3 separate regions of the Homo sapiens genome follow, and regions 1 and 3 are each linked to region 2. A link is a loop called in an ENCODE intact Hi-C map of the cell type or tissue named here. Cell type or tissue: heart right ventricle. All regions are shown on one strand. Links, peaks and the distances in the headings refer to the core of each region. The heading gives the core; the rest is flanking DNA. Region 1 overlaps GAS2 (growth arrest specific 2). Region 2 holds the start of GAS2 (growth arrest specific 2). Region 3 holds the start of SLC17A6-DT (SLC17A6 divergent transcript).

What was found. Peaks named below come from ENCODE experiments on the same cell type or tissue, not always from the same donor. Only the 100,000 strongest peaks of a DNase experiment are listed, where the experiment ranks them.
Region 1: a loop joins it to region 2, with 4 times the contacts of the local background. A loop is called at or near these places in 31 of 110 quality-filtered maps.
Region 3: it touches region 2 in a loop (6-fold over the local background); 4 of 110 quality-filtered maps call a loop at or near these places.

Annotation. Positions count from the first base shown.
Region 1 is chr11:22,775,163-22,783,406 of GRCh38, forward strand. The region is part of intron 7 of GAS2 (growth arrest specific 2); the gene reads left to right. Among named protein-coding and RNA genes, the nearest start is that of LINC02718, 50 kb to the right of the region's middle. RefSeq lists enhancers at 6,060-6,109, 6,140-6,189. In heart right ventricle, for the core only: a CTCF peak has its summit at 3,601; no DNase peak of the experiment used is centred there.
Region 2 is chr11:22,662,763-22,671,006 of GRCh38, forward strand. GAS2 (growth arrest specific 2) reads left to right here and starts at 3,849. Exons shown (of 8, transcript NM_001143830.3): 1 at 3,849-4,137. RefSeq lists a silencer at 3,929-4,088. In heart right ventricle, for the core only: a CTCF peak has its summit at 4,099; a DNase peak (open chromatin) is centred at 4,119; H3K4me3 peaks cover 2,338 bases; H3K27ac peaks cover 2,831 bases.
Region 3 is chr11:22,330,209-22,338,452 of GRCh38, forward strand. SLC17A6-DT (SLC17A6 divergent transcript) reads right to left here and starts at 8,014. Exons shown (of 4, transcript NR_186351.1): 1 at 7,787-8,014. SLC17A6 (solute carrier family 17 member 6) reads left to right here and starts at 8,173. Exons shown (of 12, transcript NM_020346.3): 1 at 8,173-8,244. In heart right ventricle, for the core only: a CTCF peak has its summit at 4,046 (motif pointing right); no DNase peak of the experiment used is centred there; H3K27me3 peaks cover 648 bases.

The sequences.
Region 1 (8,244 bases), core at 1,593-6,592, 110 kb after region 2:
TCTAAATAATTTTTAGACGAGGAGAAACATGAGTAGATTGCATTTTAAATCATTCAGGCTGTAGTGCAGATAATGAATTGAAAAGGTATAAAGTTGGAGGACGAGCATTCCACCGTTTTGGCTTGGAGAGTGTGGAGGTCAAGAGGGTGGCAGCTCATTCTGGGGACCTACCTCTTGAAATTCCAGGTATATATATTATTATCTACTGTGTGAGGCTATCTTGTGTCTTGGTTATTTAAAATTGAAACACCGTTAAGTTTATCTTTGTCCTGCAAACGATAACAGAAAAGCAACATGTTGATTTTGGCTTATTCTGATACATCTGCCTGGCATGGAGGAATTGGTCGGGTTTCAAAATGTCAGAATTTCTGCTTGTTAATGAGTGGTTTCTTTGGTGAGAATTTTATGTAGAATAAAATTGTGGGCTACTCACAGAAACTAAAAGAGAATGATGGGAAATAGTCTTTTAACATTTTACCACTGTAATGAGTTTTTGTTTGTTTGTTTGTTATTTAAAAAAAAAACCTCCGGGTAATATCAATTGACAAGAGTCAAATAAATTAATAAAAAGCACAGACTAGTGCTCCTATCAACAAGTTTTTAGAAATTTGTTACCCTAAGCTCTTATTCTCCAGATGTTATTCAGATTCTCAGTTCCAGGTCTGCCTAGTAATTTAGTACATGGCTTGTTTAGCATAGAAGAACTGTAAAAAATATAGAGCTCTGCCCACAATAAGCCTTTCATAGAGACTAAGACATTATATTAAAACTGTTCCTTGGGCCAAGATCCTTCCAGAGCATTCTTTGGCCATTTACAAATTTCTTTACATGAGTTCATTACAAATATACCCAGAAAGCATTGATTCCAGATGTACGGCTGAGTTAAGAGTTTTGGGTACGCGTTAACACAATTTATTTACCTTGTATTGTGCCTGTTGATTTTCAGTAGCAGAGAGTAAGTACCTACTATGTGCCTGGAACTGGTGTCATGAATTGAGCAGTGAACAAAATAGTCAGGTTTTTATGTTCTGGGAGTGGGAAGACAGGAATAAATATAAAGACCAAGGGGGCCAGATATAACTGTTTTAGGCTTTGTGGGGTGTATGGTTTCTGTTACAACTACTCACTTCTATTGTTTTAGCAATGAATTTGCGTGGTGGCTGTGTTCCAATAACACTGTACTTACAAAAATAGGTATGGGCCAGATTTGTTCTATAAACCATATAGTTTGCTGACCCCTGACATTGATCACTAAATAAGGAAGTTCATCTTATCTACTAATAAGAAAGAAAATAGAACAGGATAATATGGAAGGCAGTAGTTGTGGCAGCTTCGGCCAGAGTGATTGGGCAAGAGTTTTTTGTGATTGAGTTAAATCAGTGTCCGAGTGATTAAAGAGCAAGTTGTCAATATCATCTATTTATCATCTATTTACCTTTCTGTTAAAATTTTATATAAAGCTAAGAAAATTAAGTTACATATTATACATTTATAGGAGGTAGGAACCATATAGAACATGCTGACATGTACCTGGACTCAACAATTGTTGCCCTGTAGTTGAAGAGAGTTTCAGAAAATATCTTTCTCAAAAGTTCCAGCCTTCTTTAATTCATACTTTCCTCTGAATTTCTATGGCATTTATTAAATGATGAGATTCACTTAGCCTTGAGAAAATGTAACATTGGTTAGTGTATGTTTTTTGTATGCTGACCTGAAGTGTGTGGACAGTGTTATATGTTAGTTTCTAAACTGGCCTCTCAGCTTGGCATTCTTCTGTAGCTGGCATGTCATAACTATTGAATTACCATTTTATGAGGATCAGGAAAGTTAAAAGAGAGTGCAGCTAGGAGTCCAACAGGAGGTGGCTCAGATTGATAATTTGCTTTCACAATGCATAAAAACTTCCTATATGGAAAACATTAGCTGAAGGAAAAGGAGAGGCGTACTTGTGAATCTCAAGTGATCTCTCTAAGATTTGTAAGACGAGTTGTTTTATGTGTACTGTAGTTGTTGTTAAATCCTAAGCCATACAACAAATTAAAGAGTACAAGTTTATCAACAATACTCTGTGCCATTTGGCTCCCTTGGTTGATGCATGTGGAATAATCTGTCAGACAATAGGCATTACCTCTTGTATATAAGGAACTGGATAGAAGCCATGGCTTCAGACCTCAACGATCAGTTTAAGAAAGACTCAAGAGTTAATTACACAAATAAAATAAGACAAAATGAAAAGTTCCATGAAGCAGCATTATTTAGAGTACATATTCATTCAACAAAATTTTGCTGAGTACTTATAATGAGCTGGGTATTTTTCTAGACACTGATGAATTGTGACAAGTAGGATCAATATGATATAGATTTATCTGGAAAGCTTTCAAAGAGAAGGTAGAAATTCACCAGTGTCCTGAGAAGTATGTGGGATTTTAATTTGAGAGCACCATTTTAAAGGGTAAGCATGGCAGAGGAATAGGAAGAACTCAAGGGCTCTTCAAACAATGAATACAGTTAGTTTGATTGGAGATTATGTAGAGAATTCCAGCAGGAATAATGTAAGAAAGGTAGGTTGGGGGCAATTGTTGGAGGGCCTTGATAAATCCAAAAACTTTGGCATTTTAACCTGAAGGCATTACACGGCAATTGGAGATACTGAGCAATAGCATGGTACATTGAAGTTTAAGCCAATTAATCTGGCAGAGGTTTGTATATACAATTGTAGGTGGAGCAGAAAGAAACCAAAGGCAATTCTGCCAATTAGGAGGCTATTTCAGTTGTTCATATGCTATGTGCATTCACAAAAATGGTAGAGAGAATGGGAAAATGATGAACAATGTTAGTGGTATTTTGGGGGTAGACTTAATTGGCTATTAATGGAATAGAGGGAAGAGGCGAAGAAGAAACTAGAATTTTGAAAATAATGATTTCTTAAAACAAATTACTCCTCCCCTAGAAAAAAATTTAGTTGAAAAGTAATCTTTCCAGCTTAAAAGAGTTTTCTCAGGTCAAATGATTCTGCTGTCCACTTGCTATATAACCTTGATCAAGTTATTTAAAATCTCTGTGACTCATCTATAATGTGAATTATAATGCTACTCAGTTTTAGAGGGCTGATTATTCATTCAGCCGATATTCCATAAATTATTGTCTAGCTCCTGGGAATAGGGTGGTGAATGAGACAAGGTCCCTGCTGTTAAGGAGTATATTTTCTGATGGAGACAGATTCTTTCTCAGTAAGCAAATATACAGGTAATTTTGAGTTCTAATAAATGTTAGAAGGAAACATTTGATTCAATGTAGAATAATAGGGTTCAGGAGGGGTTACTTTGGGTAAAGCTTGAAGAGATGGCCTCTCCAAGGAAGTGATATTTGAAGTGAGATGTAAATGATGAGAAGGAGCCAGGCTTGCGAAGAGCGGGAAAAGCAGTTTAGAGGTAACAGGAAGAGCAAGTGCAAAAGTTGGCTTATTTGAGGAGCAGTATAGCAGATTTTTTAGGAAATGCACACCTACAAATGTAATACTTAATTGTCAGTCTGTAGGTAGAAATCATAGCAGATTTAAAAGGGTCACATGCCCTCTAGTGTCCTCTATGCCTTATTTAATCCTGTTAATAGGCTTTTCCAAGTGCCATGAAGAATGTTGAAACTGTGTATGTGTGCATTTGTTCTGTGAAATGCATTAATATTTCTTTATGTAGGAAACAGAATTCTGAGAAGGCAGCTTCTGTTGAAGGGGGATATATTTATTTATTTTTGTAAATGAGAAGGAATGGAAACAGAGGGGAACAAGAAGTGTTCTGTTGAAAGGGATGACTTGCATATTTTAGTTTGGTCTGTTCATTCTTACATAAACTAGGGCAAAACAATGATCCCATTAAGTTTTTTGTTTTTTTTTTTTTCTCTTCAGTGTTTTTCTTTTTTGGGTTTAAAATAAAGGAAAAAAAATAGAATCAGGGAATACTTTGATTCTGTTGTGTGGGTTGAAATTCTATCTCTCCACCCACAAAAAAATTCTGAAAAATGGGTCTTGGAATTTTTTTCTTCATGAGTCCTAGTCATCGCCCTCATTTTGTGCCCATCTCCCTAGTTTTGGAGATGATGGAGAGACAATAGAGAATAGAGTGAAAATGTGGGGATGGTGCCCACCTCCACACCTATGTCTGAGTTCTTGTTTGTTCTGTAGCCATATTGGTCTTCCCTTCTTTCAACACAGTGTGTTGTTTCTTGTTCAAGGGCCTTTTGAAATACAATGCCTCAGCTGGGCGTGGTGGCTCACGCCTGTAATCCCAGCACTTTGGGAGGCCAAGGCAGGCACATCACTTGAGGTCAGGAGATCCAGACCAGTCTGGCCAACATGGTGAAACCCCATCTCTACTAAAAATATAAAAATTAGTCAGGTGTGGTGGCATGCACCTGTAATCCCAGCTACTTGGGAGGCTGAGACAGGAAAATTGCTTGAACCTGGGAGGTGGAGGTTGCTGTAAGCCAAGATCGTGCCACTGCAGTCCAGCCTGGGCAACAAAGAGTGAAACTCCGTGTCAAAAAACAAAAAACAAAAAAAAAAACCAAACAAACAAAAAGAAAGCATTACAGTAACTCTTTCTGGAATGTACCTCCTTTCTCTATCCATTTTCTAACATCTCATTTTAATTTTTTTTAGTGGTTACTCCCAATGTCCTGTCCTACAACCAACCAACCTTCCTCCCCAAATTAGGCCACTGTTAGATTAGGTCTCCCTTTTAAGGGATACTGATCCCAAGCACCCTGTAATTTTCTTTCATGACATTCATGATGTCATAATCTTTGCTGTGTTTTCTTCCATTCTTTACGCTTTTGACCTTAAGAGTTGACTCGGAGTTGATTGTTGCTCTCTTCCCAGTGTGGTGTACTCTCTAGTACATTGCGTAGTATATACGAGTTGCTTAATATTTATTTATCAAATGAATTGAGCTAAAACAAACAGGTACTGTTTAGACATAATACAGGATTTTGGGAAGTTGGGGAACTCTGAAAAATAGAAAAGTAATTTCACTAGCTAGGGTTGAGATTAGCTATGAGGGCTGGACGTGGCTCATGCCTGTAATCCAAGCACTTTGGAAGGCTGAGGCAGGTGGATCACGAGGTCAGGAGATCGAGACCATCCTGGCCAACATGGAGAAACCCCGTCTCTACTAAAAATACAAAAATCAGCCAGACGTGGCGGCATGCACTTGTAGTCCCAGCTACTCAGAAGCCAGAGGCAGGAGAATTGCTTGAACCTGGGAGGCAGAGGCTGCAGTGAGCCGAAATCGTGCCACTGCACTCCAGCCTGGGCAACAGAGCAGAACCACCTTGGACCATATGTGTCTGAGACCTACCACTGTCTCTCTTTCTGGGCAACAGAGCAAGACTCTGTCTCAAAAAAAAAAAAAAAAAAAGATTGTAAGATTTTTCTATTAGTAGCAGAAACCAATCAAGCAGTAGTTACTTAAAGAAGGTAAAAGATTGCTTCTTCATCATAAAATTCCAGAGTGGTTTGATGACTCTGCTCCTTGAAGTCCCCACAGACTCAGTTACTCCAGCTCAATACTTTGCCATCACTGGTGGTAGGTCTCAGACACATATGGTCCAAGGTGGTTCTGTGTCTCAGGCAAAAAAATGGAGAAAAAGATGGCTTTTATAAGGAATAGAATGTTTTTCTGATGAAATGTATTGATTTGGAAACAGCTTAATCCTAGATTCAGGATTAAATTCAATCAGCCTTCTATGTCTGTAAATTTCAAAAAGTATGATAAAGTAAATGTGGTTCATAAATTTTAAAAAGATAATCACAGCATCTTGACCATTTACAAAGCAAAGCATTCTGAATTAGGGCATTTGACCTCATAACATCCCCCCAGACTAGATAGATTAAGAGGTGAGAACCTGAGAAAAAAAGCAGATCAGAGTAGAGGCAGACAATTTGCTTAATTACTGCAGCAAAACCGGAAGTTGCAGAGTGGCAGAGTCTGCTGTCCTTTGGCAAACAAGGGACAGCCCACACACACTACAGACATCCTGTGGTCCACACTCTATGGTCACTTAGCAACCAAGAGGAGATTTCTTTGTATTCTGAGCTATTCACTGAGGTGGGGATGGGGGGTCTCCTAGAAGGCCCTTCAGAACTAGGCCACGTGGAGAGTTAGATTAAATGAAACTCAAGGGTATTATGGCTTTTCTCACAGAATATCTATTTCCTGACATGTTCCCGCCTCTGCTACTGAAGCAGGTCATGTATGAGTGCAGCTGCCACTCAGCCTGATTCAGACTTTTCATTCACAGGTTTAATTAAAATTTCTAGCAAGCACCATCTATCATTTCTCTTTTGTAATTTTTCTCTCTGAGAGAAACAAGTTCAGTGCTCATGATCTCTTGCATGGTTATGGTGCCTTTCTTTCTATAGGAAGAGATTAGTAACCTCTTTAACAACTTATAGATTTTCACTGGGAACCTTGATTGAAAGAAAATCATAATTGTTAGTCTGTGTTTGGAGCTAAAGATAATGTGGGTAAACTCCCTGAGGTTTATTATGGTACTCGGTGTAACACATTATAAGGTCCAAAAAATATTATATTTTTTGGAATTGTTTTTTATGATACTGTAATGTAACAAAGCAGTTCCCCTCTAGGACTGTCTAGATCCCTGGGTCTTGTGCTTATAAAAATTGGGATTCATAGGCTAATTTCAGTGTTTTAGAAAGACAATGGAACTTGAACCTTTACCAATGGCTATGTTGCATGGACTCACCAGATACCATGCTTTCGGCCAAATTAATATAAAAATTGTTTCTTTATACTAATCAGTTGATGGTCTGCATTTCATGTATATGTTTTTTATTAGTTAAAATGGGGACCAAGTTATTTACTAATGAATAACATTTGCTGATAAAGTCTTTCAGCACTGTGTGTGTGAAAAATAATGCAAATATTGGAAGGAATTGTAAGATGGAACCCTGGTACTGACTGTTTTGTCACTTTGAGTAAGTTATGCAACTATTGTGGGAATGAATTCCCTCATCTATATAAAGGGGATTAATAGTATTAATTAGACAGATTTGTTGTGAGAGCTAGAGAGGACAGCCTCTTAATGATGGAGAGTTATCATCAGCAACAGAAGCAGTAGTAGCATCATTATCATTATTTTTCTTTCGAAACCAGAAGTTTAAAAGAAAAATAAAGTTAAGGGGTTCCTTAGTTGTGAACCAATTGGAAAGTACTGTGTTTTTTCTTTCTTTTTCAACTTTTATTTTAGAATCAGAGAGTATATGTGTAGGTTTGTTACAAAGCTATATTGCCCAGTGCTGAGGTTGGGGTATGACTTGAACCCATCATCCAGGTAGTAAGCATAGTATCCAACAGGGAGTTTTTCAGCTCTTGCCCCCACATCCTTTTCCCCTCTAGTAGTCCCCAGTGTCTATTGTTCTCATCTTTATGTCCACATGTACCCAGAATTTAGCTCTCCCTTATAAGTGAGAAAATACAGTACGTTGTTTTCTATTCCTGTGTTAGTTAGGTTAGGGTAATGGCCTCCAGCTGCATCCATGTTGCTGCAAAAAAAAAAAAAATAATAATAATAATGTGATTTTGTTCTTTTTTTTTTTTTTTTTTGGCCGTATAGTGTCTACGTACCATGGTATATATGTACCATATTTTCTTTATCCAATCTACAACTGATGGCCACCTAGGTTGATTCCACGTCTTTGCTCTTGTGAATAGTGCTGCAATGAACATACACATGCATGTGTTCCTTTGGTAGAATGATTTATTTTCCTTTAGGTACATACCCAGTCTTGGGATTGCTGGGTCAAATAGTGGTTCAATTCTTAGTTCATTGAGAAATCTCCAAACTGGTCTTTACAGAGGCTGGACTAATTTACATACCTCACCAACAGTGTGTAAATGTCCCCTTTTCTCTGCAGGCTTGCCAACGTCCTTTTCTTTTTGACATAACAAAGCCATTCTGACTGGTACAAGATAGCATCTCATTGTGGCTTTGATTTGTATTTCTCTGATGATTAGTGATGATGAGCATTTTTTCATGTTTGTTAGCCATTGTTTGTCTTCTTTTGAGAGGTGTCTATTCATGTCTTTTGTTCACTTTTTAATGGGGCTATTTGTTTTTTGCCTGTTGAATTCTTTAAGTTCTTTATAGATTCTGGATATCACACTTTTATCAGAGGCATAACTTGTGAATGTTTTCTCCCATTCTGTAGCATGTCTGTTTACTTCC
Region 2 (8,244 bases), core at 1,525-6,524:
TAACCCAGAAACTTTGGAGGGTTGGGGTAGGGCATCATGTGAGGCCAGGAGTTTGAGACTAGCCTGGGCAACATAGTGGGACTGTGTCCCTGGGCAACATAGTGGGACCGTGTCTCTGCAAAAAAAAAAAAAATAAAAATAAAAAATTAGCCACAGTTGGTGGCTGTGTTAGTCTGTTTTCACTGTGCTATAAAGAACTACCTGAGACTGGGTCATTTATAAAGAAAAGAGGTTTAATTGACTCACAGTTCTGCATGGCTGGGGAGGCCTCAGGAAACTTACAATCATGGGGAAAGGCAAAGGGGCAGCACGGCATGTCTTACATGGCAGCAGGAGAGAGAGAAAGAGAGAGGGGAAGTGCCACCCTTTTAAAACCATTAGGTCTTGTGAGAACTCCCTCACTATCATGAGAACAGCATGCGGGAAACGGACCCCATGATCCAGTCACCTCCCACCAGGTCCCTCTCTCAACATTTGGGGATTACAATTCTAGATGAAATTTGAATGGGGACATAGAGCCAAACCATATCAGTGGTGCTCACTTGTGGTCCCACCTACCGTGACACTGAGATGGGAGGATAGCTAGAGCCTGAAGGTCAAGGCTGCAGTAAGCCATGGCAACGCCACTGCAATAGCCCTTCTCAAAAAAAAAAATAAAAAAATAAAAAATAAATGAATAAAAGTAGATAAGACAAATGGCATATTTCACAAAATGATTTTTAATCTATTTCTTATGTAAAAATTAGAAAACATATGCTTATACCTAACACAATTTGCCAGAAAAAAATGAGTCTTGCACAGGAGGGAATTAATATTTATGCTACTGTTGTGTTGTACTTAAAAAGTTTAAAGTTCTCCACTGAGAGTAAAGTAATAGATTTTTTAAATTGCATATTAGATGGAGAGTAAACCTTGAACTTTACATATGAAATTTCTTTGATTTATCCTTGTAGTTTTATATATGAATGGTGGTGAAAAGTAATAGCATTTATCGTTTAAAATTTCAGAAACAGTCTGTTTTTATTCGTAACACTATTTGTAATGACTATGCTAGGATTTATAAAATTTATTCTCTTTGCCTTATGACATTAAAAAACTATAATTCAAAATATGTCAATTGAAGGCCTTATATTATAGACTAAGATGCTAGGTTGGGAAAAATAAACATATTTGACCTCACTGAGGAAGTATGTCAACAAAATGTAAGTAAATGATTTAAGTTATTATTAAATATATGTCTTCATGTATTTTTTAATACCATTGCATGTCTTCATACTGCTTTCTGTATCATTATTCTCACTTGCTTCCCAAGCTGTCTTTTGTCATTTTTAACTGCTCCTTTGAAGCTGTTTAGGAATATAAGTCTTTCTTGGTCACTTCTGGAAATTTATTTTACCAAATTTAACCCAGTGGCTGTTTCCGTGTTATTTAATTTTTTCTCAAAGTGTCCTCTAACCTCAATCATTTATTGAAGGTTTGCTTCACTTTTCAGAGTGAGTACTACATATATTATTTTCATTTGGGAGAAGGACTAAGAGAGAAAAGGAGAGTTATCTACATAGGAGGGAAAAATAACGTGTTTTATTGATCATTTTTAAACTCAAAAAAGTATTTATTAGAGAAATGAGAAAATTCATGTTTGAGACAATGTTGAAAGTTTAGAATGTGGGACACACATAGTAATGCAGAAATTTCCCGTGTTAAAGTCCTCTAACTGTGATCACTTGAAAATAAAAACTAAACTGTTTAAATCTGGCTTGACTTCTTTTTAATGGTGTTAAGTTTCAAGGATGTATTTAAACATTTTTCATCTTATTGAAGTATTTGCTTCCTTTGCATTCACATTAGAGAAGCTATAGTTGCTTCAGTTGGACTACATTTTCCTAAGGTGAACAGTTTGGGTTGAGTCCACACTAAACTAAGAAAATACTTAGACAAAAGATTATCTTTGACAAATATATCAGTGAGTGATCAGAATATATAAATAGAAATATTGATTTTGAAAAACAAGATAAAAATCAAATGGGAATTTTTACATATGCTAAAAAAATTAAAATAAAAACACTGTATCCGTGTCTCTTCAGAAATCTTTTGTATTACTTCTCTTTTGTCACCAAAAAAAATATTCAGTACAACTCTTAGATGTTAATGAAAGAAAAAACACATTATTTATTTCTTCTCGTATTTTTCTTTTCGCTCTTTCTGAGAGACAGAGGATCTGACATAATGCAAAATTTAAGACAAAAAAAAAAATACCTGGAAGAAATGAGCATGGAGAGGGAGTAATTTTGAATGATTATGCTTTCCCAATTCCTCTGTAAGCCTCCTTTTTTTCCCCAAACTGTATTTAGCATTGTTCCTGAATCAACAAAAACATTGCCTTACTCTTAGCTTTTTATAACACCAATAATGAACAATGTGACAAGAATATTCATATCTGGGGAGAAATAGGATGTAAGATTTTGAAAGTTCAAGGTGCTAAATTTTTTGAACTCATTACATATTTGGATAATTCTTAAATTAGCATTTATTGGCTGATGATGTTTTGATCAGGAAAAATTATCAAGAACATTTGATTTTTTACTAAATTGTATGTGTTCAGACACTCAAAATTCTTTGTTGGGGCTCTAGGAATACTCAGATCTGATCACATTTTAAGAAATTTTATCATTCAGATTCGTTTACTAAAACTCATCAGTAATGAGTTCTGTATGTTTTGTTGTTATTTATGTTTATCCAAGCTGTTATGTTGACCTTTTAAAAATGCTGTTTCTCCTTAAAATTAAGAATAACTATTTTTCCCTTCTTTTAGAAAGCTAAGGAGGAAATGTGGACCTGATAGCTGCAAAAGCAAATTGAACTAAAATAAAAAGTTCGGAGTTCAAGGACTCCAAACTTTTCAATCGGTTTTCTCTTCTTCTTTATTAAATGTATTGCCACTAGAAGCAAATAACTGATGCAGTTTCTGCCAGATAATGGCAATAATAAAGGTGAAATGTGAATATTTTTTAAATTATATCTAAAATCATCCACATCATTTAGCTTGTGGATGTACAGGTAGTTTCTATTTGGGAGTGGGGCTAGGTAACTCATCATTATAAAAATGGTATCCAAGCAAGGATCACAATACCTGTACCACTGCCATTGTAAACATTGGATGGCAATATACATGAAACTGATGAACATGAGAACAAAACAAAATAAAAAGTGTAATACATTTTATTTATGCTCCATGGGAGGTGGTAACCTGTGGGGATCAGCACACTCAGCAAGCGGTCCCCGCGCATTAGAGGTGAATCAGACACTTGAACATCTGTCCACTTCATGGAAGACGTTTCATCTCAGAATACACGTACTAATAAACAACAGTTGGAGACAATTGTCTCTGACATTCAACATAATGCTGAGCTGAGGCTGAAAGAAGGAAGGGTGGAATTGTATTTCCTTTGGTAAAGCAAAAACAGCCGTGAGTACAGCCTCTTCTAAAAATCTGATATTTAAAGAGAATTGTAAGACATCAAAATGTTCAATTTGGAATGAAGAGTGGCCGAAGTTACTGGAAAGCTCGTGCCTCCGTCTGCAAAATCACTGGCCAGGAAAGCAAAAACTTTTCCAACACCCAATTTTAATATTGTGCTAAAGCTATTGACTCTGTTAAACCTCTAGAGTTAAATATGATCCCCTCCCCAGCCCCCACCTTTTCTCTCTTAGGTTAGTGTCTGGGGGACAAGGAGGGGGCTGGAGCTTGGCCCCAACCTCGGAATTGCTGCCAAGGGCTTGTAATACAATCTCTCCCCGTTTGAAGGGTAAATCAGTGTCAACTGCATTTGCGTCCACCAAAAAAAGTAAGCATTTTACTTCCGCTCGGTCTATGAGGACTGATGAAATGTAGGAAATCTGTTTCTGGCAGGGAGAAAAAATCGTTTTCCCAAACAGCACTAAAAGGAGCCATCAGAGAAGTATGAAGAGGGGTAGTGCGGCTGTAGCTGCTGCCGCTGCCGCCAGGCTGGTGGGGTGCGGGGAGCGGCTGCTGCAGGACCTGTGCCTGGAGGGGGCCGGCCCCGAGAAGCTGCAGGAGCCCAGCCCGGAGCCCAAGCGCCTCTGAGAGCCGCCAGCAGCCCAGCTCGGGACGCGGGGGTGAGCACGACTGGCTGGCCCAGTTCTGCGCCAACGCCGCCGCAGCGTGCGCGCACCGCAGCCGGGGCTCACGGGAGCCCCTGCCTGTCTACTGCACCCGGGGCGGCGGGGGAGGGGAGAGGTCATTAAAAAATAACCTCAGGAACGAGGCGGGGAAGAGTGAAGAGCCGCGGACAGTTGGACAGGCTCTTTCTCTAAGAGTGGGTATTCACTGCAGGGGGTGACTTTCTGATTCTCTGGAAACAACCATGTGTTCCTTATCCCTATTGCGGAACACCCCGGACAACCGCAGCACGTAAGCCCGCTGGGGTGGCTCTGCCAACCAGGGACAGAGTGAGGATTTTTAATGAACACATCGATTATAAATGCACACATATGCATTCGTGCACAAGAGTATCTGTAATGCATGCTCAGCATTGTCTGTTATGGTGGGGTGGGATAGAGCCAGAATGGTCTTAAAGGGCTGATCCTGAATGTTTTACTTGAGTCGTTGAGGCCAGGATGGGAGGAAAGAGCGCCACATGTGTGATCTGGGGTGATACTCACTGTGTCTGATGAGTTTGATGAAATTGAGTTTTATGTGAATAAACAAACGCTAGCCGATATATATCAACACACTTTGGGGAGATTTTGCGTGGTATCGTTCTTTTTGTTCAGTCCAAAGTTGAGACTGGAATCTGAAATTGTTTGGGGAACAAAGGAGGCAATTTTGCTTTGGAGACATTATTTATACTGGCAAAATTAAATTCTGTCAACTCAGTATGGTAAATTACCATTAACTTAGCCCAGGTATCCGAAGAAGTTTCCATTGTCTTGAATGAAGAGGGAGCAAAAGCGAGGGTTAACAGATTCTGTTTCTACATTCTAAAAACAATTGAGGTTGGGGGAGGGTTGTTAATTCTTTTCCCAGTTAACCTTTTTGAAATCACAGTCTTTACCCTCTCCATCTTCTTCATCTTCATCCTCTCACCTCCGTGATCTTCTTACAGTGAAGAGTTTGCAAAACTTTATTCTTATAAAATTATCTCCTCCAACCCTCTCCAACAAGGTTAGATCAGTTGTGTATGAGAGATCTTATGCCAAGGAAATAAGATCTGCTTGTGCACAGGAACACCCATTTGACATCCTAGTATTAAAATAAAGGCTTAGACAGTTTGGATGTACCAGCCTGGCAGAGGAAGTCCACTTTTCCTCCCCACGTATCCCCTGAGATTCACAGAGGCAAGGCAGAGAACAAGACCTGTGCTTCTTTACTCCAAACTCTTAGCAGTGTGGACACTGATTAACTGCAGCTGGGGTCTGATTTGCCCAGCCTGTCTTTGATATTGATCAATGAACTCCTTCTCAAGGAATGCTTTCCTCTAACTGCGGTGAAGGTGGTGGCTCTGGTGGTTCTCTCCAACATGGGTGTCTGGGTTTTGACTGCCTAAGAGAAGGTAAGGGACAGATGGATGAGGCATGGGACAGTGTGCCTTTGCAAAGCACATTGGAGACTTTGCACAGGGCTGCCTGAATGGTCCCTTACATGGAAAAGGTAGCTTGGATTTCAGCCTGAATGCTACTGAAGTTTGGGTTTATTTCATTACTTTATTGCTAAACACTATGCTGTGGTGTTATGGACTGTGCTTTACTGGGAAATAAGTTCACATGGCAAAAAAATATTTCACCAGGTGCAAAAGGTCATGTGATTGCCCTGGAATTTTTTAGCATCTTGGTTAGAAACTTCAGTTAAACCTCAAACTTTCGAGTATGGTGAAATACCTGGTCTTATATTAACCCTAAGTATGTTGTGTGTTACTTAGAAATCTTACTTCAAGACTGGAAGTCTGCATTGAAGACTCAGGGAAACTTTGGAAAACTAAGTTACCTTGGTTGAGAAGGCATGATGAGGCTGTAACTGTTTACAGAGAGACTTTTGTTTAAAACTGCAGGGCATGTTGTAAGGTTGGTTTGGTATCTTTGTGGTTTTGATATTAAGGTCCAAACAGGATCCAACTGTTTCTTTAAACCTGAGCAACTAGGAAGGTTTCCACTCAATGTTTTTTGACTAGAGAAATGAACTGGAGTAACAGTAGAAAATAATCTGCTGTCAAAATTAAGTAAGAGGCTTATGTAAGTTTCTGTATTAAATGTTTTCAGCATCAATACAATTAAAACTTTGCTAATTTTACTCCTTTATGTGAGACCATGTCACATATGTGTATATATTTCCACAGAATGTAGAACCCTGCTGGTTCTTAACTACATTATAGTTAACTAAAACAGAAATCTTTATATTAAAACAACAGAAAAGAATTTTCTCAACTTAGATAAAATTTTGATGTAAATCCTTAAATATTCTAGTTGTTAATATTGTTAACAATAGTCATTAGACTGTCATTAGACTGTCAGATGGTTTTCTATTTTAATTATGTTCCAAGCTAATCTGGTAGGGGTTAAAAAAACCTATGCTAAATTGTTTGGAAGGATGTTTTAGTATGATTTCTTTAAAACTTTAAAATATCCCTAACAACATGAAAATATAGAAAATCAATTCCCATTCAGGTTTTTTTAAATCATGATTTGAGAAGAAATTGTTATTTGTAACTACACCATCATTTCACCCAAGACAAATCAAGATGGGACTGTGGGATAAGAAAGAGATCTCTAAAAGAGAGTCAGCACTACACTAAATTAAGGATCACAAGAGCTGAGTAGGATACTTTTAATAATTATGACTAAACAGTCTTGTTACTGTGGGCAAAATATCCTCTTAGGCTACCAACCCCTTATTAATTACGAGGAGTTTGAATATATCGTTATTGTAAGGTTCCTTTCAATTTAAAGATTTTTATTATGGAATTAGATAAACTACCATTAAGTGTCATTTTGCTTTATGTTTGGTGCTTTTCAATTTGTGGATAAGTTGCTCTACTGAACCCAAGGTGGAGGTCCCATTACGAGGTCTGAAATTGCCTTTCTGTTGAAATTGTGGACTTTATTTTCTGATTAGACCTTTAGAGTAAGATTTTGTATCCATGACATTGGTTGAAAATGTATATTTTGTGAGATACTATTAATTAGCCAAAATGAATCACAAAAGAGTGAAGAACTCACAATGATGAAAGAGATATCTAGAACTTTCCTGGGTGGTTTATTCTTTGAGTTCAGCTAGGAAAATGGCATTTTCTCTTTCCAGATTTTGGAAGGGTATTCGATTTGGAGCACTGTTTATTTTTAATTTTAAAAGGTAACGTGATTGACCAATAAACTATTTCCTCAGTGTTTGACACCTGTAACACATGAAACTGAATAGATGTGGGGAACAATGCTGCAGATGACAGCAAAGATTACCTTTAGGGAGGAGACCTTTGACTGTGGGTTGATTAGGATTCATTGTTTTCAATGTTCACAGTTGAGTCTGTGTGTGTAGATGGGGTGGTGGTAGTGATGTCCTCTCACACTTACTTTGAGAGGTATATAGCATTTCCCTATTAACTGATTAATCATCATCTTAGGGGCAGCATTCTTCTCCATATGAAGAAAACTTGGAATAATCCATTATCTACTGTATCATTAATACATTTATTTGTTCTCCCCGTTGTCCTTTGTCTTTTCTTAATTATTTAGAGTTCTATAAAATATTCCTATTTTGTCACAGAATTGCTTTCCGTTTTGGGATAGGTCAATAGAAGTTTTATTTTGGCACATTTCTGATGGTGATCATTTCTATTTTGCTAATAAAAAACATATCGAATATTAAATATATGCCAAGCATTGGCACAAATATTTAATCCTCACAATTATCTTTAAGTTTTCAGCCTCCGTTGTATATAGTAGAAAACACAGGTACAAAGAGGAAAATTCATATGACTAGAATAGAGTAGCTACTAAATGGTTAGGTAGTGGACCTATTATTTGACCCTGGACTTCTGATTCCAGTTCCAATATTCTATCCATTATTCAGGCTTCTAAGTGAAATCTCATAGCCGACAGAAGTGTATATCATTTCATGTTTTTTGTCTTTCCAGTTGCTTTTCTATGTAATGTTGCAATGCATTTTCTCTAACATGTCAGCAAAGCCTAGAGATAAGCCAGAAATCATCTTGGTCATAGTCAAAGAACACC
Region 3 (8,244 bases), core at 2,014-7,013, 330 kb before region 2:
TCTGTTGTCTTACTTGCTATGTTAGAATAGTGCTTTAAATTCTGTGATTGCCAAAAATTTCTCTTCACATAATGGATGTAATATGAAGTAATGGGCTATTGAAAATAATTCTCCCCTCTTTCTGTCCCCTCTTTTGATATTGTAGCCTCTTAGAAAGCACTGTAAGAAACCCGAGCTCCACTCAAATGGCAGGGCTACTGTTTGACACATTTTGGATGTTCTGATTTTGTTTTAAGATCCATTTCAACCTTAAAGACTTTCTCTAAAAGAATAATACAAATGGTAAAAATGTAAATGTCCATTTGCTTACAAATTTCAACTCAAGAGGAGTCCATCATATCAGATCCATGAGAGCATCATCTGCCCTGAGGAGGATATTTTTACATAATGGGCATCTTCTACCTTGGGCTAAAATGTAGGATGAGTTAGAGTTGCTGATTGATACCATTTGTCATTGACATTTTTTTCTTTTCTACTCACAAATAAGTGTGTTAATTTTTTTCCTAATGTTTGGTGTTATAACAGAGATGAAATAGGAGAGTGGGCTAAGGATAAAGCAAATATCCTTATTATAAATCAAATGAACCCACAGAAGCAATTTCCCAATATTATTTGAGTTACGATTTTCATATTGATTTAAGCAAAAGACCTGTGTTCTAATTCCAGCCCTTGTGTACCATCTGTGTGTATATGGGTAATTTTCCCCACCCCTGAATGAGTTGAAAGCTTCATCATTATATGGGGAAGAATAGTAATTTTAAAAAATATTTTATCAGCTAACACACAGACTATTGCAATGGTCATCTTCTGAACTAAAACCCCTGCCTCCATCTCTCTACCCAATTTATCACATAGTTGCCTGATTAAACTTCTAAGAATGTTACTGTCCTTGAGCAAATTATTTATTTGCTTATACATTTTTAAAAAACTTTTCAATTGACCATAAGAAAAGTTTTACATTCTTAGTTAAAAATCTGAGTTCTCTGAGAGCAAGATCTGTGACTTACTTATCTCTGTTTCTCTGGTACTCAACAAAGACCGGGCACATAGTCATAACTTAGAAATGTTAAATAAAAATTTAATTTAACCCTAAAATTCAAGGCTTTCTTTTGTCTGGGCCTATTCTTTCTTTCTAATACTTTGGTTTAGAATTACTCTTACATGATTCTTTCCTCTTTCCAGTGTTTTAACTTTGTATTCTAAACTTTGATTCTGTTTATCCATCCTTCTTCCATTCATTTATCCATCTATCAAATATCTAAAGGATGATATATCAAGATGTTCGCATTTGCAAGCAGTAGATATCTTAACTCAAACTGGCTGAAATATTAACAGAAAAATGTCATTGGCTGAAAAATTTGAAAAGTCAGTCTAGTTAGCAGGACTTAGTGTCGTTTGATCAGACCTCTGACTCTGTTTCTCCATAAGGAACGAATTGAATGAATTAGCACTCAATATCAAAAGAGCTGCAATGAGTGAACAAACACTCTTCATGCTATGCAATAAGATCTGCCCAGTATGCTTCTCACCACAGTATAATGGTGTCTTTACCATTATTATAAGTCCACAAGCAGGCACAAAAGAATAAGTGGTGGCACGCTTTTTCAGTGATTTATCAGCAACCTTTTCTTCTTTGTACTAGGAAAAAAGGCCACATACAATGTTAATATCATGGGAAGCATGTTTACCCACTGATTTTCAAATGATTTAAGTCAATGTTGTAGGTCTGCCTTTTAACTCAAATAAATATTTTTCGTTTTTACCACTAGCGGGCAGCAGTTAGGAAATATTAATAGTGACTACTATTGTATATATTTTTTTACCTCTTCAAAATTATAATTAGCTTGTGCTTACAGCGGTGAAATATTCTGGATCTTTTATGTTCTGTTCTATTCCAAAACTATGTATTTAGATTTTTTGCTTTGGAAAATTTTACCCTAAATGTTATAGAAGTAGAAACCATCCCACCCTCTGCCTCTAGTAGAGTAAGTAACTTAGAAAATAGTGTGAAATTAAACAGAAACTTCCTAGATGCTAATAGCCAAGTGGGAAATTTCAATAATATTAGAAGCCTTCCTTCAAAGAAGATGGTATTTTACCATTTGTGACAACAAAATGTATGGCAGCCAAAGGAAGAGAATCAGTAATCTAGGATGGTAAAGGCAAAATAGGATCCCTATGGGACCTAGATAGACATTTCAATTAGGTATGTTTTGTCATGTCATTCAATTTATTTATTTATCTGTAAAACACCGTACGTCCTGGTGGTCTCTGCCTTGATCTCCTTCATACTGAAGTGTATATTTATTTTACTTCCTTTACAGATTTGCAGTTCTTTTCTATTCTTAGATTTTTCTCAAACTTTCTGTATACAATTAAAACTTTTACTTTAAGAATTTTTTTTAGAGTTGAAGACACTGATGCTTTCAAAGTCTTTCTGTAATTTATCATGTTGCTCTACGTGTATAGTGTGGAATTCAAAGTTAGAAATATTTTTCTGGCATTAGAGGAGCAGCATTTGTTCTCCATTCACTTTAAAATCTTAATTTTCCCAAGGCACAATGGCCTGTAGTGAATTAAGGCTATTTTCTCCCATTAATGCAGAAATAAAAGGGTAGAATAAGATGTATACACTTTTCTCATTGTAAATTATAAATACAGAGTAGATGCACAGAGAAAAGGAAACATTGCATATATGACTACATACATGTGTTTTTGGTAATTAAAATATATGTTTGAGGTAACAATATAGGCTTATTTAATACTTCCTGCTTCCAGTTTTTTAATCAGACAGTTCACAGAGAAGTCAAAAGACGTCTTACACCAGGCCACTAAATATAGCAGTGTAAAGTATTGGGCTATGTGCACAGATTGTCGTTTTTAAGACAAACTGAATTATTTCTTCTCTTTCCAGCTCTAAGGAAATTATATAATGATAATTTCTTAGAAATTGTCTCTGAGGCTAACACTGCAAAGTAAAATCAAATAAAGCTGAACTAAAAATTGTCTGCTTAAAAACCCTTGGTAAGAAAAAAGTCACAGATGAATTCTAGGGCTTATTTGTATAGCTTCGAACTGAAAGAAGTGTGTAATTATTAGGCTGAACATTTACTTAGGAATTCAAAGTCAAATAAAGCCATACTGTAAAAAAGCTTTTCAAAGCAGTTTTGTCTTTAGGAATGTCCACTCTCTACATATAATATAAAAAGCTATAAAACTGTATTGAGTCCATTTATTTACTATATCCCAGAAAAGGGCCTAGCCAACAGTAGATAAAAATACCTATTGAGTGAATATTTTTTGAAATAATAAACTGAAGATGTTGCATTCAAAATAGCCTCAGAAACAGTCACCTTAAGGTTCGTTTTTCTCTTTTTGAGGTGGGGTCTGGGTATATTTCCCAGATGCACTTCAAACTTCTGGGTTCCAGCAATCCTCCCACTTCTGCCTTCCTAGTAACTGGGACTACAGATGCACACCACCACCTTGAGGTATGTACTTGAGGTATTTCTTAAAAATCAGTTTGCCTTAAAAATACCACAGAAATAGTTTTTGAATGATCTTAAATAGAATGCCTTTAAAACATGTTTGTATTTTTGGTAATAGGGAGCAAAACATCAAATTTATGTTACTATTTCAAAATATTTATAAAATTATCACAATTTATTCTATTGTATATCATTTTTACCTATGTGATTACCACACCATTACTAAATCTTAATACAGTGAAGTTTCCTTTAGTACTAGTTTTTTGGTTAACTGGGGGATTCTCAATCAACTTATTTCTAAATACATTTAGTACTAAGACAACTGCAAATGTGTTGCCCACAAAAAAGACTTTATAGTTTCAGATGTAGATTTAATTTAACAAATATCCAAAAGAAGAAAGAAGAAAGAAAGAGAGAAAGAAAGAAAGAAAGAAAGAAAGAAAGAAAGAAAGAAAGAGAAAGAAAGAAGAAAGAGAGAGAAAACAGTAGGTGTAATTGCATAATTAAGGACCACAATTGTCTCTAAAATATTAACATATCCTTCCACCAGAGGGCAACATTTGCAAGACATTTAAATGATTACTCAAAAGTATTTCCTCCCACAGGGATATAAACAAATAGAAACCTATTACATTGCTGTTGGCTAATACCTTATGTACATCTTGAAAAATAGTATGGATACAATTATTTAAACAATTGCTTATAAAACTCAGTGTATACATATAGTGAAACAACAAATAAGGTAACTCTTCTTTAAATATGTAAAAAGAACTTTCAGAAAGCACATTTCTACATATTAGTATTTTTTCAGTTTATTATTAATCATTTAACTCAAATATAATAAAAAAAACTTAGGATGGGAGAAACAAAAGAAAATAAGTTTTACATCTTTTTACATCTAAAGACTTTTCATCTAAAGTCATGAAAAGGCATAAAATTTTACAAGCAGAAAGGATAATAGAAACCACACGATACAAGCCTTCATTTGTGCCAGTAAGCAAACTGGCTTATTAGTGTTCGATGATTGATACAAAATTGCAGAGATGATAATCAGTGGAACCAGGACCCAAACTCAGGTAAACTGATTTCACATTTCATACTCCGAGATGTTGATGTTCAAAATGTGATCCTTAGGCAAGCAGTTGTAGAAACGTGTTACAGTGGTTGAATCTTGGGCACCACTCTAGACCTATTGAATCAGAATCTGTATTTTAACAAGACCTTAAACTGTGAGAAACTCCTCTAACCTGAGCTGTTTTCTCATCACCAGTTACATGACTTCAGGTAATTACTAAATCTCACTTTCCTCCTCAATAACATGGGAATACAACTATTTTAGTTTAAGGAATAATTATAAGGAATAAATACGTTTATCATGTAAATAAAAGCTACTCATAAATTGTAATATTGCACACATATTATATTAGTTATATTCAGTGAAAACTTCTCCTTTTATTGTTAACAGTTCTTGACAAGAGGGACAATTCTTCCCCTAGAAGAAAAGTGGTCTAATAATGCAATTCAGGACTTGTTATAATTGGATGTAAGTTATTGGGGATAAAGGAGGGTGTCAAGAGAAAGGAAGCCTTTTCTGATATGCTTAAATTAATATCTTACATATAACTACTAGTGTTTCTTTGCATAAAGATAAATCTGATGAATTTAGGGCTGCAAAAGTACACGTTCAGCGTTTGCAATTTGTGTCCACTCATGAAGAAAATCTGTTGGGTTAGCAAATGGTGTCTGAATATATGTTTCTTACACTGGGAGCAGCTATGGGTTTAAAGCCAGCCTAAATGACATTCTTCAGTCGCAGGTGGTCTAGTAACGTTTCTTGTAATTTTCCACACATAACATTTTTCATTGTTTATGAAAATACCATTAAATACACCCCTTCTGGCTAGGGTGCTATCCAAATACCACCACTCCACCCTGCCAAACTCCACTGGGCTGCCATCATCTTTATAGAACTACATTTCTTTTAACTATTAAGACAGACAAGAAAACATTGTCTCTTGAAATATATTCTGGACATTTTCACTCCCGGGCTGGGTTATTTAACTTGTGTAATTTCACCCATAATTGTTTGAAATTGTATTTTTGTGTCTATCTCCCAAGTAGCTTGTGAGATATTTCAGGGAGAATTCCCAGATCTAGTATTATTCTTGACACTCAATGAATATTTTTAGAATGAGTAAATCAATATTACCAGTTATTCTGATTCAGTTGCTCACCCTATTATCAAGAGAGTGGAAGAGAGAGGAGGATGACATTCATTTCAATAAAGGTGAATATAACTGTTTAAAAACAATGCTTTTGTGTTGGATTTATATTGCTTAGTGTCCCCTCATATTTGTGTATTGGAGACTTAGCTATCATGTTTACTGATGGTTTAGATAGATCTCTAGTCATTTGTGGTGCAACTTAAGCTGGAGTGCTTAGGAAAATCATTTACATATCATCACCCCAGCTTCACAAATATTTGTTGTAAATTCTATTTTTTTGTATAACTTCCCAGAATTCCAAAATCATTAATATCTCTAAATAAATATAATTTAATGAACTTAGTTATTAAAGATTTGAAAAATACAGATATTTTGAAAACACCTAGATAAGTCAAGTCCTGAATAGCTTGAATCTTTTAATCTTTTTCTTTTCTTTTTTTTTTTGCAAGGAAATAGTTTAATGAGGGTTTTTTTTTTGTCTCCTTATACTTGATCTTGAGAAATAGATAGTATTCTGAGGCATCCCATGGTTTTAGAGAAAAATTAAATTCACTGTTTTATTGAAGATACATATTTTAACACAAATTTATCAAAAAAGATAAAAATGTCTTCATTATCCTTTTCTTTATTATATTTCACAATGGAAATAATTTGACAACTATCAAACTTAATAATGGCAGATGGTTTTAGCTACTTTGACATTTTTTTCCAGCTATCCATTCAGTGAATACATAGCCATTATATCATTTGAACTATTCAGGTAATATTCTTATTTGATTCTCAATTTAGATCCATATTTTTGAGATTTTGTCTCAGGATCCTAAGTAAAATTGACTCCCTCTGTTGGCTTATGTGACATCCAAGGTTTTGACCTTGAAAATGTGGTTCAAGGCCAGTCTGTTCTGTAAGCATTGGCCTGAATTGTACTTAAGAAGTTTGTGATTCATGTGAAAGAGATTAATAATTTACATTAATCTAGCAGTTTTCTTGCTTGCTTAATGAGATAAATTCATTGATGCTGTACCTGTATATATAAAGCCAAAACTCTTACATGAATGTCTTTCAAAATTTATGCTTTAGGAGAAGGACATACAAAGAAAAATAAAATAAGATTTGAATGGAATATATGTAAATTAAAATAAATCTTTTTAAAAATAAATCTTTAAATTATCAATTACAATTTGTTGGCAAGCACAAGGTATAGCCACATATTTCATCAGTATATTGGTATTTCAGTAGTGTATTGTAAATTAGTTAAATAAAGATGCTTAAAATTCCAAGGAATTTATATTAAATTAACTGTATTTTATTTAATCAACTTCACTGAGTTTATAGCTATTCTTTTTTCTTCTCTCCATACCTCCCACCTCTTTTTCTTTATCTCTCCTTTCCTCTATTCTTCATTCTCTCCCTTTCTTTCTTTCATCTTTTTCCTGTCAGGAGTTAAAACAAACACATGAACAATGTAATTATGTATTTTGTGTGCACATATTTTATATTCAAGGGAGCCTAGGTGTCTTGGAACACCACAAGCATAAGTTAAATATGTTGAAATCTTTCTTCCCTGCAATACTGGCATCAGCGTGCTGGACAAAACGTAGCAAACTAGAAGTAACTTGTGAATTTTTAATAAAGTTGTCTTCCCTAGCAGAGCTAAATGCACCATTCTCCCTGCAAACTCTGGAGATGATGACATCTTCCCAATGGTTTCCATAGCATCCGTTCCTGAAGAGCCCCCGTATGGTCCTTGGTCAGGGCGATCCGCCCAGCTCCCCTAGAAAGTTGGCAACCTAGCTAGCCAAAAGAAGAGTCCCCTATTCCTGAAACTTACTCTGTCCGTGGTGCTGAAACATTGTACCGAGACCCGCCCAGACGGGCGCTGTCAGCCGCTGAAAAAAAAAATCTTCCCCGAGGCTGCCCAAATCAGAACTGTGTATCTTTTATTTACTCACGTCCTCAAAGAGCAGCAAGCCTTCTCCATCTTAATTTGACTCTACCGCAGAGCAGACTTACGCTGGCGTGATGGGAGGAGATCATGGGCAGAGAGGAAAAACTAATAGCAGCATTGCTCACCTGAGACCTGAGATGCTCCCATGAGTTTTGAATATGCTCTGCTCCTTACAGCAAAGACACCATTTTTAAAAGTACCATTCTTTTGACTTTGCTGTTCCCAAGGCTTCTGTGATATTCCGGCCCCTCCGTTTAAAAGCCATCAGATTTGAGAGCAATAAGTCTTCAAAACCGGGAATTTACATTGTTTTTCAGCTGACCGACTTCCAGGAAAAGGACTCAACCGCATCTACCCAAATACCGTGGCACTGCTTGCGCTCTTTGCCACCGGATCCTCCCCTTCCAATGAGACTTTCTGATTGTGTCTACCAACTCTCCTATTAGGAAACCCGTGGGTTGCATGCAGCTATTCTGTTGTATTCTCATTCTCACTCTCCCTCCCTTCTCTCACTCTCACTCTTGCTGGAGGCGAGCCACTACCATTCTGCTGAGAAGGAAAAGCCCGCAACTACTTTAAGAGA